Linked DNA regions of Homo sapiens: region 2 is linked to region 1. The links are chromatin loops, found by intact Hi-C in ENCODE. Cell type or tissue: Caco-2. All regions are shown on one strand. Each heading gives the region's core, and the rest is flanking DNA. Links, peaks and the distances in the headings are about the cores only. Region 1 holds the start of LOC124901818 (protein GVQW1-like). Region 2 has its middle 55 kb from the start of C7orf33.

The links. A loop is a pair of places that touch in the nucleus more often than their neighbours do. Peaks named below come from ENCODE experiments on the same cell type or tissue, not always from the same donor. Only the 100,000 strongest peaks of a DNase experiment are listed, where the experiment ranks them.
Region 2: it touches region 1 in a loop (14-fold over the local background); 1 of 110 quality-filtered maps calls a loop at or near these places.

Annotation. Positions count from the first base shown.
Region 1 is chr7:148,606,137-148,616,054 of GRCh38, reverse strand. It overlaps C7orf33 (chromosome 7 open reading frame 33), which reads right to left. Exons shown (of 3, transcript NM_145304.4): 2 at 1,759-2,013; 3 at 195-728. The coding sequence ends at 654. It overlaps LOC124901818 (protein GVQW1-like), which reads left to right and starts at 7,647. Exons shown (of 3, transcript XM_047421175.1): 1 at 7,647-7,774. The coding sequence starts at 7,647. RefSeq lists enhancers at 3,864-4,364, 4,365-4,865, 8,097-8,816. In Caco-2, for the core only: no CTCF peak of the experiment used is centred there; a DNase peak (open chromatin) is centred at 4,154.
Region 2 is chr7:148,531,236-148,541,153 of GRCh38, reverse strand. No RefSeq gene overlaps it. Among named protein-coding and RNA genes, the nearest start is that of C7orf33, 55 kb to the left of the region's middle. RefSeq lists a silencer at 830-1,030. In Caco-2, for the core only: no CTCF peak of the experiment used is centred there; no DNase peak of the experiment used is centred there.

The sequences.
Region 1 (9,918 bases), core at 1,143-9,142:
GGTGGCAGGCACCTGTAATCTCAGCTACTCGGGAGGCTGAGGCAGGAGAATCGCTTGAACCCGGGAGGCAGAGGTTGCAGGGAGCCGAGATCGCACCATTGCACTCCAGCCTGGGCGACAAGAGTGAAACTCCATCTAGAAAAAACCCCAGAAAACATAAAAGAATTGAGAAGAATGAAATCCACACAATGAGATAAGTTTCATCGCGAGTTTTACTGAATGCATGTTTTACTTAGACATACCAGATATTACAAATAATATCATAAATGACAGTGTGTTTCAGTTGTAAACTCTAGAGTCTCATCATCGGGAGCACACAGCAGACAATGGTCAGGGAAACATCTCTATCCAGGTCCTCTGGGGATCTTCGTCTCCCTTTAGAACCTGGTGGCTTGTCACTCCGTGGTCCTCTCCTGGGCCCCACACCAGTGCACAAATGCCACACAGATTCCTGCAGGTACACGTGGAACTTGGGCTCATGATCAAAGAGAATTCTCAGCCTGTCTGCTGGTGTTCAAAGTTCAGACTTCAGATTACCAAGTTTTCATCAACTGTTATTTCCAGAACTTCAGCTATTTCTCTTTTTTCTTGCAAGAAGAGATTTCACAATCTACACAAATTTAGAGATGTGACTCTTAGATTCTGCAAAATTCTTAACTGCTGTCAGTTCTGGAAATCCTTGTGGCCTCAACAGAATTCTGGAGCTTTCTTACTTCATGCCCACGTACCTACATGTGGATTACGAAGACTTCTGTTATCTCAGGATGATTTACCTTTTCCCTAGAACATCAATAGCACAGTTTAAAACACTGTCTCAGCCTGGCATGGTGGCTCATGCCTGTAATCCCAGCACTTTGAGAGGCCAAGGTGGGTGGATCGCTTGAGCCCAGGAGTTTGAGACCAGCCTGGGCAGCATGGCAAAACCCCTTCTCTACCAAAAATATAAAAATTAGCCAGTCTTATAACCTGGTCTCAAAATAAGTAAATAGATAAAAATTTTAAAAAGTATTAAAAAAAATCGCTATCTCTACCAGCTCCCACCAGTTCCTAACAAAATCAATTTCACTTACTTCATCTTCCTATTTATTAATGCTCAACCTATTTGCTTAGAACTTTAGCATTTTCCATGCAACTTTTCATTTATGTCAAAGATTTAAAGTGATACAGGCAACAATAATTTTAGAGAAATCTCATTGCTTTATTACTACTAACAGTATTTAAAATTTTTAGGCTGAAGTTTAAAAATCCTTACTATTGATGGATTACTTTTTAAGTTAGGAGTTCCTTTATAGATACTGTGGTTTGAGGCACCAATTTCATGGAACTTTATGTGCTGAGTGGTTGTACGGGCTCACGTAGGACCGAAGCCATAGCTTCCTGTAGAGACTCCATCTGCAAGTACAATGCCAGCTCCGAAATGGCATTTGCACGAAGAATTCCCATACAGGATCCCCTTTAGTGAGCTCTTATTTTGTTAAAGTTGCCTTATGTTCTCTTAATAACATTAGTTATCATTAATACAAGGGAGAAGGTGCTTTCAGAGCATCTTGGTAAGGGGCACTTTCTTTTATCTTAACATAAATCAAGTTGGCAAAAAAGCATGGGATCAGATCAGTTTCATGCTGGACATTCAGAGAATATGAAACATCCAGGCATGCAAGAATGCAACAATCCCTCCAATCTTCATTTTCATGGAAGTTTCAGAGCATCCCGTGGGTTTCCTTAAACTTGGAGGTGCTAAGACACTTCGGAGCTTACGTTTAGGTATGAACTTGTCACTGTCCTCCCAGGCTTGTAAGAGAGAGTTAGCAGATCTAGGTAACTGGAAGACAAGGTGCCGACAACTGGATCTGAGGACAAGCCCATCCTGGTGCCTGGCCTGATTCTGACTGCTCTCTGGGCATCCGTGGGACCTTGAGAAAGAAAATGCCACGGGGCACCAGATTTGGTGGGAGCTGATACAGGAGCAATAAATTCCATCCCCCGGTTCATGTTTTGGTGTGGGTTTGGCTTCTGGAAAAAACAAACAAACAAACAAATTGGGTTAAAGGGTGGAAAGATGGTGATCAGTAAGCTACTAATTTGTTCTCACATTTCTTTTGAGGCTACTAAGTAGCTGTCAGACACATGAAATAGCCTAAAGATTATAGACAAAGATATTCTGGAAATTTTGGCAACATTTGCTTTTAGAATTAGTTGGTTCCAAAATTTTAAAACACACCATTTTAATTTTTATTAGCTTTATCATTCACAGGTAATACACCAATTCAAGGTTTACAGTGGTTATCAGTATATTCAAGGAAATGTGCAACCGTCACCACTGTCAATTTTAGAACTTTTTCATCATCCCCCAAAGAAATCCTGTACCCATTAGCGGTCACTCCCCATTTCTCCCTAAGTCTCCCCAGGCAACCACTAATCTACGTTCTACCTCTATGGATTTGCCAATCTGGACATTTCACATAAATAGAATCAAACATGTAGTATTTTGTAACTGAATTCTTTCACTTAGCGTGATGTTTTCAAGGTCCGACTATGTTGTAGCATGAATCGGAACTTCATTCCTTTTAATTGCCCAGTAATAGTTTATTATATAGGTAGACCACGAATTATTTATCCATTCATCATTTGGTGGACATTTGGGTTGTTTCCATTTTTTGAGTATTATGAATAATGCTGCTATGCACGTTATTTGTGTACAGAGCTTTTGTGTGGACACATATTTTCACTTTCTTGAGTATATACCTAGAAGTAGAATTGCTGGGTCATTATGTTAAGTGAAATCAATCAGGCACAGAAAGATAAATACCACATGTTCCCTTTATATGTGGAAGCTAAAAAGAAAACTTGAGCCCATGGAAATAGAGAGTGGAACAGTGAGTCTTAGGGTCTGGGAAGAGTGGTGAGGAGGAGACTCCAGGGAGAGGCTGGTTAATGGATACGAAATGACAGCTAGATAGAAGAAATGAGTTCTGCTGTTCTGTAGCACAGTAGGGTGAAGATGGTTAACTGTAATTTATTCTATATTCTCAAAAAACTAGAAGAGAGGGTTTTGAATGTTTATGGCACAAGAAAATGATAAATATTTTAGGTGATGATATACTGATTACCCTGATTTGATCATTACACATTGTATACATGTATGGAAATATCATTCTGTATCACATAAATATTATGTGCCAACTAAAAATAAAAGGGAAAAGATCTAGTATGTGTTTAATATTTTGAGGAAGTGTCAAAGTGGCTGGCACCATCCTGTATTCCCACTGGCAATGCATGAGGGTGTCAATTTCTCCACATCCTCACCAGCCAGCACGTGTTATTACTTGCCTTTTTAGTTATAGCCATCCTAGTGGGGATGAAGTGGTTTTAATTCTGGCTTTGATTTGCATATCTCAAATGGCTAATGATGTTGAGTATCTCTTCATGTACACATTGGCTATTTGTAATCTTTTCTGGAGACATATCTGTTCATATTCTTTGCCCATTAAAAACATTGGGTTATTTATTGAGTTGTAAGAATTCTATATTTTGGATATAAGTCCCTCATCAGATATGATTTGCAAATATTTTCTCCCATTCTGCAGGTTGCTTTACACTTTGTCGATAATACATTTTATAGCATAAAAGATTTTAATTTTGATGAAGTCCAATTTCTCTATTTTTTCTTTTGTCATTTGTATAGTTCCAACATTTTGAAAGAAATATCTAGCTCTTCAAGGTAGAGATGAAAGAGTTTCAACTTATAGATCTGATGGGAAGTTCATTATTAATGCCACACTTAGAAGATGAGGAAATAAGATACTTAGAACCAAGAAATAAGAAAACAGCAATGGAAATTAAAAAAAAAATCACTGGCTAACTTCAGTTGACTACAAAGATCTCTGTCAGTCATGGTCCAGGCCAGAAGCAGGTGGAATATTCAGAAGGTCTGACTGGGGAGAATTTAATCAAGCGCCTTTTCTATAGAGGCACTGATAGTGCAAGGAAACCAGGCATTATAATGAAGCCCCCAGGGCTGGCAATGCTGCAAGGTTGCTATTCCAGTGTGGTGGACAGGGAGGGAGCAGGTACTGAAAGCTAGTGAAATGGGAGCGTTCCCTGATTCCCCCTGCAGCACATGCAACACAGGTGTGGCTCACCTGCTTGGTTGCCCTGCAGCTCAAACCCCTAGGGGGAGCATGCAGACTGGCAGGTGCAGATGCCGGGATGAATGCTTTGGGCTCTTGGCCCCGCAGCAATGTCTAGGGGTGGGTGTCTGCAACTCCCAAAGCCCAGGTGGGCACGTGTAACCCAAGCTCTTTCAGATTTGCCATCTGCAGATGGCTTGTGTGCTAATCAGCTCAATGGACCCTCTGCCTTATTGCAAGGGCAGAGGGCCAGTGTGACAGCCTCTGTTCCCTGAGCTCTGGCCCAGTGTCCCAGAAGAATCGGATCACACATGGGCTCGAAGGATAAGTGCAAGTTTTTATTGAGTGATGGAGGCGGCACTCAGCAACATGGATGGGGAGCCGGAAGTTGAAGGGGTGGGGGAAATAATCTTTCCCTGGAGTTGGGCTGCCCAGCAGCCGGACCCTTCTCCAACCACCCCTGGCCGACCTTCCCTCGGCATCAAGACGTCCCTCTTTTTCTTCTCTGCTGCATCGTTCTGCTGTCACTGGTCTGCTGGTCTCGACATTCAGCTGCTTGTGTGTGTACCCACTAAGGTCTTGGGTTTATATGGGTACAGGATGGGGGGCTTGGTTGGCCAGGGTGGTCTTGGAAAATGCAACATTCAGTCATGAAAACAGGAGTGCCTGTTCCCACTTAGATCTGTGGCACAGGCTTGAGGGTGGAGCCCTCACCAGGGACCTGGCCCTTCTCTACCCAGCACTTCCCTGCCCAACTCCCATGTCACTAGTTATGGGGAAGGGCTGTTTGGGGAAAGCCATAGCTTTTGCTAGAGGAATATGGCTACTGCCCACCTACAGTCTGGCAAGGAGCACGCTGGAGGAATCATACCTCCAACTCTCTTTCCTCTCACTCTGTCATCTCCTGCCCATACCATCTTAGTCGAACCCAATTCACACCAGGAACAAGGTGGCCTAGTTGATACAGTCCATAAGGCCAGCCTCTGGGGCCACAGAACAAGAAGGTGGAGAAGAATGAGGGGTGGATTGTGGAGCAGAAGGAGAACATCCAGTGAAGTCACTAGGTGGTGAGTCAGACACTTTGTCCTTTTGGTGGGGGAGCAATTTACACTGAAGATAATGCTCTCATCTTGTTTTTTAACTAGCCCTGCCCCATTGCTGTCCCTTTACCCAGGAATGCTTGTCCCCCATACTATGTAAAATTTGATCTCTCACAAGGCTCAGCTCAGAAGCCACCTTCTTCTTGCTGCCATTCCTCATAATTTGCTCAGAAGTGATCTCCCTCCTCGGAAGTTGTATTAGGGTTCCCCAGAGCGACAGAACTAATAGGATATATATACACACATAAAATATTATATGAAGGGGAGTTTATTAAGTAATAACTCACATGCTCACAAGGCTCCACAATAGGCTGTCTGGAAGCTGAGGAGAAAGGACAGCCAGTCCGAGTCCCAAAACTGAAGAACTCGGAGTCTGATGTTCAAGGGCAGGAAGCATCGAGCACGGGAGAAAGAGGTAGGCTGGGAAGCTAGGCCAGTCTAGTCTTTTCACATTTTTCTGCCTGCTCTATATTCTAGCTGTGCTGGCAGCTGATTAGATGGTGCCCACCCATATTAAGGGTGGTCTGCCTTTCCCAGCCCACTGACTCAAAAGTTAATCTCCTTTGGCAACACCCTGACAGACACACCCAGGATCAATACTTTGCATCCTTCAATCCAATCAAGTCGACAGAATTAACCATCACAGAAGTCTTACTTGTGGATCAAACTTCCCACAAAGTGATTCTACCTTTTCTTGTTGTTTACAGATACCTCATATGACTCTCACTGTGCAATAAAGTCCAGATGGAACCATTTTTATTTATCTTTGTGCCTCTTGCAGAACCTGCACAGTTTGCTGATGTTACACAGTGCCTCAGCTCAGAATGGATTTGGGATCAGGCATTATTGAGTCTTCTTGGAATCTGCTAGTTGGAAGGGTCCTCAGATGTACTTCCGTTTTTAACTTAGCCATTTCAAGCTCCTACTCAGCGAAGACTCCCCCTCCAGGTGGGGGACACTGTTGGTAGCCCACTCAGCATTTCTCCTTCTTCCTGTAACAGAGGCCTGACTTTTTCCAACCCTCCACCCTCCACTAAGCGGCCAAGTATCAGAGGGAAAGCTTATCCTGGGCTGAAATAATTTAAGGATAATATGTTCCCTTTTGTCAAGAATTGGTTTAGAAATGGAAATGTGACCAAGTTGTGGCTGCAGAGCCTCGGGGAGAGATTTGCTTGTGATTTCCAAGGAAGTCCTTCCTCCCTCCTTAGAGAGAAAGTCCAGTTGTTATTGGCAGCCACTTTACACCTAGGAGGACAGCCAACTTCAAGATGAAGATGTCAGTATAGATTGTGGGCTGGGATTTGAAAATCTGAGCTGTTGCTAACATCACTGAGGGTAACCTAAAGTCTGCTTTATCTCTGAAATTCTCTTTTTATGAATAAGTATATTTCCTTTTTGAAAAGACCTTTGAGTTGGGGTTTCTGTTACTCTGTATGTGAAAGGAGGCCCATATGCCCTGCCATTGTTTTCCTCTTCAACTCTGCTGATATAAGAGCCAAAATATAATTGAAGAGCTCTATGAATGTTTAGACTAGCTCTGTGCCCAGGAATGTAAGAATGGTTTGTAACAGAGACCCTGTCAAGCCTGAAACATGATATCTCATTTTACTAGTAGCTAGTACTCAGGGGGATGGGAGTTAGTACTGTATTTATTCCAGAATCTTGTTGATGTGCTACCTCTTCTCCATTACATTGGGCCTGATTTTTTTTTTTTTTTTTTTCAAAATAACGTCTTTGCAACGTGAAAGGTATTTTCTATTTCACACACATGAAAACCCCTTTGCTTCCTCAAGGTAAGAATGAACCTTAAGCTCTTATCCCAGGTAGATCAGCAACAATATTTGCCAAAGCAAAGCCATGTTTCCAAAAGAGGCCTTTCCACCCAGCATTCTTAGCAGGACCTGATGCTTCACACTAGGGAGGCAATAGGACTGTTTTTACAGCAAATGGACAAGCCACATTCACAGTGAGATTTGTTTTGCCTTTCCTTGCAATTTATTTATTTCCTGAGACAGAGTCTTGCTCTGTCGCCCAGACTGGAGTGCAGAGGTGTGACCGTGGCTCACTGCAACCTCCGCCTCCCAGGTTCAAGCGATTCTCCTGCCCTCAGCCTCCCCGAGTAGCTGGGACTACAGGCATGCGCCACCACGCCTGGCTTATTATTGCATTTTTAGTAGAGACGGGGTTTCTCCATGTTGGCCAGGATGGTCTCGATCTCCTGACCTCAGGTGTCTGCCTGCCTTGGCCTCCCAAAGTGCTGGGATTACAGGCATGAGCCACTGAGCCACGGCAATTTAGATGGGAAGTCAAACCAGCTCTTAAGTCCATGTCGAGTGATTATTGGAGTCACTTTGGCAGGCAAGGGGAGGGGACTTATTATTATTATTATTATTTCGAGATGCAGTCTCACTCTGTCGCCCAGGCTGGAGTGCAGTGGCCTGATCTCGGCTCACTGCAACCTCCGCCTCCTGGGTTCAAGCGATTCTCCTGCCTCAGCTTCCCAAGTAGCTGGGACTACAGGCGCGCACCACCATGCCCAGCTAATATTTTTGTATTTTTAGTGGAGACGGGGTTTCACCATGTTGGCCAGGATGGTCTTGACATCTTGACCTCGTGATCCGCCTGCGTCAGCCTCCCAAAAGTGCTGGGAATACAGGCGTAAGCCACAGCACCCAGCCTGGGGCTCATTATTGACAGAATTTCTGGTTACCTAATTAGCAATTTCCAAGCACTTGTCTTTCTGGGTAGAAAGATCTCATTTTCCTTCATCTATTTTTTTAAGCAGGAATGGACAAAGCCTTTAATTGGCGTTTGAGAGGGAGTGAGGTAATACGCTGGAAGTAAAGGCAGAGATTGAAGGCCATTTTATCGGGCACCTGTGGCTGAAGAATTGAAAAAAATCATCAATTAGGAAAGGGAGAAAACTAGGGGTTTGGAGCCAGGAAAGAAGGAAGAAAAATGTATTAAGAGGAAGAAAGAATATAGGAATACAAAAGAGTATAAGTGTCAGGCTCGCCTGGGTACGATTAAAGAAACATATTTAAACCCGATACGCTTTCTTGTGGTAACAGACAAAAAATACGTTTGTTGGTGATTCCTAAGTGAAAATATCCTGCAGGACTTTTTTTTAAGGTTGGTCAAAAAACTCAAAGAAAAATATTTTTTGAGTCATATTTTCTAAAGGCTGTGGTCTTCTGATCAGTCAGATAGGAAGCATTTATTGCCTAAAATCAAGCAGGAAGGATCTGTTCTTTTTCTGAAGTCCTGTAGTGGCATAAAACTGACCTCCTAAGAAATTCTTCCTTGTCTCTTTTTAATCAATAAATCTACATTCTAGGGAAATTGACCATTGCTTCCAGACATGTGTGGGAGTCCAGAACATGCCACTCCAAAAGGAGGATTGTCGAGCTGAAGACAATTAAGAAGAAACAGATGCAGGAAAGCTCTCTGCCCTCCATTTGCTTAAATGCAGGACAGAGATTTACAAGATAAAAGACATCCTGCCCCTGTCTTTTACCAGGGAGAACAAAGGTTAACCACTGAAGACAGTTTTAGACCATTATCTGCCAGGAGTAGGAGCCAGAGGAATCTACCTGAACATGCTTTACCAACTCGCTTTTATCTGCCGGTTACTTGCTTCCCCGCAGAGAAGTCCCCTCTAGAGACCCAAAGTCCTTTTCCTTTGTCCTGTCACTTCTCTAAAAATCACTATTCTTTGTTGAAGATGCTATACAAGCTGGAATTCAAAGCTATTTCTTTGAGAACTACTCCTTCCCTGGGTGTCTGCCATGAGAACTACTCCTTTCCTGGGTGTCTGCCATGTAGATGTGAAATATACATGTAAATAAACTTGTTTTTCTCGTGTGTGTGTGTGTGTGTGTGTGTGTGTGTATTTTTTTTTTAAATGGGGTCTATTCCAACTAAGAACCTTATGAGGTGGCCAGACGCGGTGGCTCACGCCTGTCATCCCAGCACTTTGGGAGGCCAACGTGGGTGGATCACCTGAGGTCAAGAGTTCGAGACCAGCCTGGCCAACGTGACGAAATCCCGTCTCTACTAAAAATACAAAAATTAGCTGGGCATGGTGGTGGGTGCCTGTAATCCCAGCTTCCTGGGAGGCTGAGGCAGGAGAATCACTTGAACCTGGGAGGTGGAGGTTGCAGTGATGCAGTGAGCTGAGATCACGCCACTATACTCCAGCCTGGGCAACAGAGCAAGACTCCGTTTTTGTTTGTTTGTTTTTAAAAGACCTATGAGGATTGAGGAAACAATGATTTTTCTTCCCCTACACATGATTTTGTGTCTGCTGCATATTTTTTTTTGTTTGTAATATCAATGTTTCTCAAAGTGGTCTGTGGGCTACCAACTTCAGCATCACCTGGGATGCTTGTTAAAAAGTATATGTTGTAGGTTCCACACCCGCTGCAATGACCCAGCATCTCCAGAGGTGAGGTATTTTTGACAGTATCCCAGATTTTGATAAATTCTAATGTTGAGAAACAGTGGTCTAGATTTTAAGACAAGATCCATGTCATTTATTTTTGTTCCCTTCTGATGCCTAGCACATAGAAGGTACTTGATAAATATTTTTTGGAGAGATGAATCTAAGAAAAGTGTAACTGTCTAAAAACTTGCCTCCGAATTTCTTTACTGTCCTGTCCCTACCTATCTGCAGAGCGAGCCTTATC
Region 2 (9,918 bases), core at 851-8,850, 75 kb after region 1:
TGCAAGGTGCTGGGATTATAGGTGCGAGCCACCATGCCCGGCCACGGTAAATTTAAAAATTCAGTAGAATTTTAAAATAGTTGGACCAGAGAGGAAGCATGTTTTCAAACATGCCAAGGGAATCCATTTTGGATTTTTAATTTGGGGAATTTTCTCAGATCTGGAAAAGTTATTGTAAATCAAGGTTGAAGTAAAGTTGGTTTACATATTTTACGTATTTGCCTTTTGGAAAACACAATTTAGGACTTTAGGTCCATGTCTTTGTTTTCATACTGACAAAGAGGCTGTTTCTGAGACCTCAGTCCCCCACACATTGCAGGGGTATTGCTGGGCTCTCTTTCTCTGCGTTGTGAAAGGCCTCTTCAGGGAGCATGGAGAGCTGTGTTCTGCCTCCCTGCGCATTAGATGAGCGCCTAGAGGGTGCTGGCAGTGAGCTGCTGCGGAGCCTGACATGGGTTGCCTTTCTCCAGGCACAGCAGGCAGACTCCAAGCTATTTCTTACCCTGGCTGGGCCTTGAAAAAGCCCAGCCAGCCGCTGAAAAACTGAGCTGAGACATCGCTAGAGAGGCTGTGCGTGAGCAGCCAAAGGCTATTTGCTGAGCAGAAGCTTCTGGACGCTGACCAGCTGGACGTTGACCACACAGAACAGGAGTGGTCATTAGGCTCCTCAGCCTCCCTGGACCAATCAGCTCTGATGACAAGCGGGCAGGAGGCAGCTTGTGGGAACTGAGAACTGCTGAGATGATGCTGAGAACTGCTGAAGAAGAAGGGACAATAGAAACCCTTGCCCATGATTGTGTCTCCAGAGAGCATCCCAGACGCTGTCTGGAGCCCCAGAATTCTAGGTTTGGTTACCAGCACCATGGATGCAGTGGTCACAGGACTTCTATTCATCTGTATTGCCCCAGTAGGAAAACTAAGCTTGGCCCTGGCTGCACCCTGCAACCTCAGCACTCAGGAATCTGCTGCTCTGAGCTGAGTCACCAGACTTGGTACTCGAGACGTGAATCCTTTTGGGACAGGATTCCTAAATAGGGATCTTCTTTTAGGAGTTCCAGAACAGTTATTTGTAACACATAGAATGGACAAAAGATTAGAATCCAGAATACGTAAAAAAGATTCTTACCAATCTTTAAGAAAAAAATTTTTTTAAATAAATGAAAAAATCAATCACTAAAAAAAAGACATTTAAAAATAGGCAAAAGACATGAATGAACATTTCACAGAAGAAAAAACATAAATGGCCAATAAGTTTATGAAAAAATGTTCCACCTCATTAGCAAGTGGGAAAATATAAATTTTAAAGCCACTGGCCTGGTGAGATGACTCACGCCTCTGATCCCAGCGCTTTGGGAGGCCGAGGTGGGAGGATCGCTTGAGGCCCGGAAATGAAGGTTGCAGTGAGCTATGGACACACCACTGCACTCCAGCCTGGGTGGCAGAGCAAGACCCTGTCTCAAACAATAAAATAAAACCCACTAAGGGATATCAATTTACACTCAATTGGCAAAAAATAAAGTAAAATAATATAAAGTGTTGCTGAGGCTGTGAAGCAGAGGCCTCTCCCACAATGCTGTTAGGAGCATGAATAGGCACAACTGCATCAGAAGACAATTTTGCATCAATTAACAAAGTTGAATCTTCTAGCACCTCTGCAATTACACTGAGGAACATATTACAAGGACTATAATTGGCAGGAGTATGTATAGTATCCTTAGTTATAAGAGTAAAAATATAAAACAATGCAATATGTTCATTAACAGTGGTGGATAGGTACATTTTGGCGTATTCATACGGCAGAATACTATGCGCAGTGAAAATGGAGAAAGTATAGTTCCAAGAATCAATACTGGTGAATCTTAAAAACAAAAACAAAAAAACAAGTCATAGAAGAATGCATCCAGTGTGGTTCAATTTACATAAAGGCGAACAACAGACAAAAGTCAATAATGTATTGCTTAGAGATACGGGGTAGAATTGAAAGAAAAGTAAAAGATTAAATAACATGAAAATCAAGATAGTGGCTACCTATGGTGGAAGATGGAGAGTGAGGGGGTGTAATGGACATGCGTATGAAGAGAGTGTCCCCGTCATTGATGGATGGTGGTCCATTACCTAAGCTGGGTAGTGGCCACGTAGGTGTTTGCTTTATTATTATTTAAATTATATATTAGACTATTCGTCATTTAAACTATATATGTGTATATACAATTACTCTGCATGATATAGTTTATAATTTTTAAAGAAAAGGGAAGAAGAAGGAAGAGGAGGAGGAAGAGAGGAAGTTGATGACTATGATGATGACAAAGGAGACAACAAGTAGTGCTTCGGGTCCCCGTGTGAGGCACTTTCAGCACTGTGTGGATGGTTATCTAGCAGGAATAATAAAGGCATGTCCTCACCATTTCTATAGTCTCTGGACTCCAAATGTATCCTTGATCAGATTGGATCTTTGTGGTGCTTCACTGAGACTACCCACCTGTCCAAACTGTAGGTTCAGGGGTGGTTTCCTGGAGAAGCTAATGCTTGAATTGAAGCCTAGGGGGCACAGAGACATATATGATGATATATAGCATGATTGTCATTCATTTAACAAATATTTATTGAGGTCCTATTGAAAAAAAAGGAACAGGGACATATAAAGTTGTATCTGAAAACAGTGTCAGAAGTTTGCATCAATGAAGAAACTGATGTTAGAAAGATAACATTTTTAGCTGTAATAGGATCAGGAGAATCTTAGAGTCATAGAAGTTCATAGCTGGGAAGAGAAGAAAGAAACAGCTACTGAGAATTACTAGAGTCGGACATTGTGTTAGGTGTTTTAGCTCTGCAGGTGGGTGAAAAGGGCATTCTAGGTGAACAGAAGGCCTCGGCAAAGGACAGAGGAGGAAATGACAGGGTGCATTCAAGAAATGGTGAGCAATATGGCTTGAATGGAATACACTAACAAGTTAGCATTTATTGCAGGGGTTGGACAATTTTTTTTTTGGTAAAGGGCCAGATGATAAATATTTTAGGCTTTGTGGACAACACAGTCTCTGTTGCAATGACTTACCTCTGCTGCTATAGCAGGAAAGAAGCCATAGATCATACAGGTGTGGCTGTGTTCCAATAAAACTTTACTTATAAAAACAGGTGGTGGGCTGAATTTGGTCCACAGACCAGAGTTTACAAACCCCTGGTTTATTGAATGCTTGTTATGGGCTAAGCACTTCACATGCATGATCTCAATTCTGAAAACAATCATGGAAGCAGGGCACTATTTATTACCATTGCCTTCTATTTACAGACATGGAGCCCAAGGCTCGGAGAAGTTAAGGTCATGTAGAGGTAGGGTTTGAGTCAAAGAGTCCTACCTCCATGGTTCACTCTTAATCACTGTGCTGTCCCAGTAATTAGAGGGATGGGTTGTGGAGGATGGGCTGTCGCAGAGAATCCTGATGTCAGACCAAGAGTCATCTTGGTTAGATAATAGAGGGCCGTGGAGGGTTATGAAAGAGACTGACATAATCAGGGTTCTTCCACTCTCCCTTCTTCCCAGCCTTGTTCTCGCTCACTGGGGTGTGACCTGATGAGCTGCTCTCACTCAGGCTCTCACAAGCAGATCATCAAAGACAGAGTCTAAGATCATTTGGGATCAGCCTTGCCAAGAGGACAGCATGGCACGGGAGAGAGTGGTCCGGTGCCATGGGGTGGGGGCGACTGTTGAGTGCAGGCTGGGCCTCTTCCTTGGCAGGCTGGGAGCGCATGGCCTGCAGTAGAAGCCGAAAGGTCTTCAGGGGAGCGCTAGGGACAAGTTTTCTGGACTGGCCACAGAAAAAAGCCCTTGTTGGCTCCAGGGTGTCTTGTTCAAATCGGGGAGCTGGTGCTGTCACCATCAGCAGCCTGCCCCGTGGCAGCCCTCTCGCTTCAGAGAGCAGTCTGTCAAGCTCATGTTTCCCACTTTCTAAGCCTTCCCAAACACAACGATCATGCCACTTCTGTGTGGAGGGATGACACTATTTCAATTTCACCAGGAGGCAGTCACTTGCTAATTTTCCCCTGACCCAGAAGATGAGAATGGATGAGAAAGGGTCCACACTACCGTGTTTGAAAATGGGCCAGACAGAGGATGGGAACCAACCACTAGTTGTGTCATATCCGAATTCATACCATCATGGCTGGAAAGGGAGTTTCAGGGCCAGATCTTGATCTTTATGCTATACTTTAGATCAGCATCCTCTGAAGTATGCTCCATAGGAACATAACAGCCCTACTTTTACAATATACTCTATTTATTTATTTATTTATTGAGACAGAGTTTTGCTCTTATTGCCCAGGCTGGGGTGCAGTGGCACGATCTCGACTCACTGCAACCTCCACCTCCTGGGTTCAAGCGATTCTCCTGCCTCAGCCTCCCAAGTAGCTGGGACTATAGGCGTGTGCCACTACGCCCAGCTAATTTTTTTGTATTTTTAGTAGAGACGGGGTTTCATCATGTTGGCCAGGCTGGTCTCAAACTCCTGACCTCAGATGATCTACCTGCCTCGGCCTCCCAAAGTGCAGGGATTACAGGGGTGAGCCCCCACACCTGGCCTACAATATACTCTTTAAAAAGAGTTCCAGAACGGATACGTTTGGAAATCCCCAAGTGCTCCACCCTGTCTCTTGGAGCTACATGATATACAAGAGCACTTTAAAGGCTCTGGCACATTTTTATTTTATTTTTTATATTTTGAGACAGAGTCTCACTCTGTCACCCAGGCTGGAGTGCAGTGGTGCGATCTCGGCTCATTGCAACCTCCGCTTCCCGGTTCAAGTGATTCTCCTGCCTCAGCCTCCTGAGTAGCTGGGATTACAGGAGTGCACCACCATCCCCGGCTAATTTTTGTATTTTAATAGAAACGGGGTTTTGCCATGTTAGCCAGACTGGTCTTGAACTCCTGCCCGTCTTGGCCTCCCAAAGTGCTGGGATTACTGGTGTGAGCCACTGTGCCCAGCTGGCACATTATATAATAAAGAATAATAAACCCATCTTTTAACTTCGCAGTCCTAAGTATAGTTTACCAAACAAAATCCTTGCTTCCAATAATACCTGTAAAAATCCTGTAGTGCTAGAGTTCCCTAGATCTCATTTTGGAAAATAATGTTGCCGGTGATTACAGGTGATTAGGGTCAAGTTTTTTTTTTTTTTTTTTAAGTGGGATCACTGGATAATCTGTGATTTAGAAAAATAACCCAGGCAGCAGCTTAAAAGCTGAGTTAAAGAGAGTTAGACTCAAGCTAGGTAAAAGGATCTAACTAAAGTCAAGAAAACTAGTCCAAGAAAAATGAGGGCATAAAGTATCGATAGTGATTATGGGGGTGGAAAGGGACGGATTTTGTCTCAACACTTTTCTGAGATGGAATTGAAAGCCCATGTGATGGACTGAATATGCAAGGCGGAAGGAGAGGCAGAGATCAAGGTTGTCCCTGCATTTTCCAGCGTGGTTGACCAGATGGATGGCTATGCTGTTAACTAGGACTGGAAACACAGAGGAAGAACTTCCAACATGCCTGCCTTTTAAAACAGCAAATGTCAGAGTCGGTTCCATCTGAGTCCATACAGTTGATGTCACAGAGCGAGTATGGGCAAGAACAACACTGCCCCCCAGGCTCTGGCAGAAATGTACAGTTTCTATATCTGACAGGCTCCTCTGTTGCGCTCCGGCTTCCCTGTTCAGTTTCTGTCTTCAGCTCCGGGTGTGAAACCTAGCAGGGCACATTGGCTAGGAACATAAACAAGTCTGTTTCCCGTCAAAATGCTTAATTACAGCAATACATTATGACACAGTTGGCCAGCCTGGTCTGTCGGAAAGGTTCACAAACAAGAACGATCGTTTTTGAGTGGGAGTTTCCAGGCTATTTGTCAGAGACTTTTGGGAAGTCAAAGTGGCTATAGTTTGTCAGAAGCAGCAATTAAAAATTGCCTCTGGATGTGTGTCAGACTGAAAGATATTTAAAATCAGTGTAAACACTAGACGGTTATCCCCTCAGTACTGGAAGAAATTCTTTTAAAATATATTTTTTATTATACTTTTAAGTTCTAGGGTACCTGTGCACAATGTGCAGGTTTGTTACATATGTATACATGTGCCATGTTGGTGTGCTGCACCCATTAACTCGTCATTTACATCAGGTATATCTCCTAATGCTATCCCTCCCCCCTCCCCCCCAGGCCCCATTGTGTGATGTTCCCCTTCCTGTGTCCAAGTGTTCTCATTGTTCATTTCCCACCTATGAGTGAGAACATGCAGTGTTTGGTTTTTTGTCCTTGTGATAGTTCTCTGAGAATGATGGTTTCCAGCTTCATCCATGTCCCTACAAAGGACATGAACTCATCATTTTTTATGGCTGCATAGTATTCCATGGTGTATATGTGCCACATTTTCTTAATCCAGTCTATCATTGTTGGACATTTGGGTTGGTTCCAAGTCTTTGCTATTGTGAATAGTGCCGCAATAAACATACGTGTGCATGTGTCTTTACAGCAGCATGATTTATAATCCTTTGGGTATATACCCAGTAATGGGATGGCTGGGTCAAATGGTATTTCTAGTTCTAGATCCCTGAGGAATCGCCACACTGTCTTCCACAATGGTTGAACTAGTTTGCAGTGCCACCAACAGTGTAAAAGTTTTCCTATTTCTCCACATCCTCTCCAGAACCTGTTGTTTCCTGACTTTTTAATGATCACCGTTCTAACTGGTGTGAGATGGTATCTCATTGTGGTTTTGATTTGCATTTCTCTGATGGCCAGTGATGATGAGCATTTTTTCATGTGTCTGTTGACTGCATAAATGTCTTCTTTTGAGAAGTGTCTGTTCATATCCTTCGCCCACTTGTTGATGGGGTTGTTTGTTTTTTTCTTGTAAATTTGTTTGAGTTCTTTGTAGATTCTGGATATTAGCCCTTTGTCAGATGAGTAGATTGCAAAAATTTTCTCCCATTCTGTAGGTTGCTTGTTCACTCTGATGGTGGTTTCTTTTGCTGTGCAGAAGCTCTTTAGTTTAATTAGATCCCATTTGTCAATTTTGGCTTTTGTTGCCATTGCTTTTGGTGTTTTAGACATGAAGTCCTTGCCCATGCCTATGTCCTGAATGGTAATGCCTAGGTTTTCTTCTAGGGTTTTTATGGTTTTAGGTCTAACATTTAAGTCTTTAATCCATCTTGAATTAATTTTTGTATAAGGTGTAAGGAAGGGATCCAGTTTCAGCTTTCTACATGTGGCTAGCCAGTTTTCCCAGCACTATTTGTTGAATAGGGAATCCTTTCCCCATTTCATGTTTCTGTCAAGTTTGTCAAAGATCAGATGGTTGTAGATGTGTGGTATTATTTTTGAGGGCTCTGTTCTGTTCCATTGGTCTATATCTCTGTTTTGGTACCAGTACCATGCTGTTTTGGTTACTGTAGCCTTGTAGTATAGTTTGAAGTCAGGTAGCGTGATGCCTCCAGCTTTGTTCTTTTGGCTTAGGATTGACTTGGCAATGCGGGCTCTTTTTTGGTTCCATATGAACTTTAAAGTAGTTTTTTCCCAATTCTGTGTAGAAAGTCATTGGTAGCTTGATGGGGATGGCATTGAATCTATAAATTACCTCGGGCAGTATGGCCATTTTCACGATATTGATTCTTCCTATCCATGAGCATGGAATGTTTTTCCATTTGTTTGTATCCTCTTTTATTTCATTGAGCAGTGGTTTGTAGTTCTCCTTGAAGAGGTCCTTCACATCCCTTGTAAGTTGGATTCCTAGGTATTTTATTCTCTTTGAAGCAATTGTAAATGGGAATTCACTCATGATTTGGCTCTCTGTTTGTTATTGGTGTATAAGAATGCTTATGATTTTTGCACAATGATTTTGTATCCTGAGACTTTGCTGAAGTTGCTTATCAGCTTAAGGAGATTTTGGGCTGAGACAGTGGGGTTTTCTAAATATACAATCATGTCATCTGCAAACAGGGACAATTTGACTTCCTCTTTTCCTAATTGAATACCCTTTATTTCTTTCTCCTGCCTGATTGCCCTGGCCAGAACTTCCAACACTATGTTGAATAGGAGTGGTGAGAGAGGGCATCCCTGTCTTGTGCCAGTTTTCAAAGGGAATGCTTCCAGTTTTTGCCCATTCAGTATGATACTGACTGTGGGTTTGTCATAAATAGCTCTTATTATTTTGAGATACGTCCCATTAATACCTAATTTATTGAGAGTTTTTAGCATGAAGCATTGTTGAATTTTGTCAAAGGCCTTTTCTGCATCTATTGAGATAATCATGTGGTTTTTGTCTTTGGTTCTGTTTATATGCTGGATTACGTTTATTGATTTGCGTATCTGGAACCAGCCTTGCATCCCAGGGATGAAGCCCACTTGATCATGGTGGATAAGCTTTTTGATGTGCTGCTGGATTCGGTTTGCCAGTATTTTATTGAGGATTTTTGCATCGATTTCATCAGGGATATTGGTCTAAAATTCCCTTTTTTGTTGTGTCTCTGCCAGGCTTTGGTAGCAGGATGATGCTGGCCTCATAAAATGAATTAGGGAGGATTCTCTCTTTTTCTATTGATTGGAATAGTTTCAGAAGGAATGGTACCAGCTCCTCCTTGTACCTCTGGTAGAATTCGGCTGTGAATCCATCTGGTCCTGGACATTTTTTGGCTGGTAGACTATTAATTATTGCCTCAATTTCAGAGCCTGTTATTGATCTATTCAGAGATTCAACTTCTTCCTGGTTTAGTCTTGGGAGGGTGTATGTGTCGAGAAATTTATCCATTTCTTCTAGATTTTCTAGTTTATTTGCGTAGAGGTGTTTATAGTAGTCTTTGATGGCAGTTTGTATTTCTGTGGGATCGGTGGTGATATCCCCTTTATCATTTTTTATTGCATCTATTTGATTCTTCTCTCTTTTCTTCTTTATTAGTCTTGCTAGTGGTCTATCAATTTTGTTGATCTTTTCAAAAAACCAGCTCCTGGATTCATTGATTTTTTGAAGGGTTTTTTGTGTCTCTATCTCCTTCAATTCTGCTCAGATCTTAGTTATTTCTTGCCTTCTGCTAGCTTTTGAATGTGTTTGCTCTTGCTTCTCTAGTTCTTTTAGTTGTGATGTTAGGGTGTCAATTTTAGATCTTTCCTCCTTTCTCTTGTGGGCATTTAGTGCTATAAATTTCCTTCTACACACTGCTTTAAAAGTGTCCCAGAGATTCTGGTATGTTGTGTCTTTGTTCTTGTTGGTTTCAAAGAACATCTTTATTTCTGCCTTCATTTCGTTATTTACCCAGTAGTCATTCAGGAGCAGGTTATTCAGTTTCCATGTAGTTGAGCAGTTTTGAGTGAGTTTCTTAATCCTGAGTTCTAGTTTGATTGCACTATGGTCTGAGAGACAGTTTGTTATAATTTCTGTTCTTTTACATTTGCTGAGGAGTGCTTTACTTCCAACTATGTGGTCAATTTTGGAATAAGTGCGGTGTGGTGCTGAGAAGAATGTATATTCTGTTGATTTGGGGTGGAGAGTTCTGTAAATGTCTATTAGGTCCACTTGGTGCAGAGCTGAGTTCAATTCCTGGATATCCTTGTTAACTTTCTGTCTCGTTGATCTGTCTAATGTTGACAGTGGGGTGTTAAGTCTCCCATTATTATTGTGTGGGAGTCTAAGTCTCTTTGTAGGTCTCTAAGGACTTGCTTTATGAATCTGGGTGCTCCTGTATTGGATGCATATATATTTAGGATAGTTTGCTCTTCTTGTTGAATTGATCCCTTTACCATTATGTAATGGCCTTCTTTGTCTCTTTTGATCTTTGCTGGTTTAAAGTCTGTTTTGTCAGAGACTAGGATTGCAACCCCTGCCTTTTTTTGTTTTCCATTTTCTTGGTAGATCTTCCTCCATCCCTTTATTTTGAGCCTATGTGTGT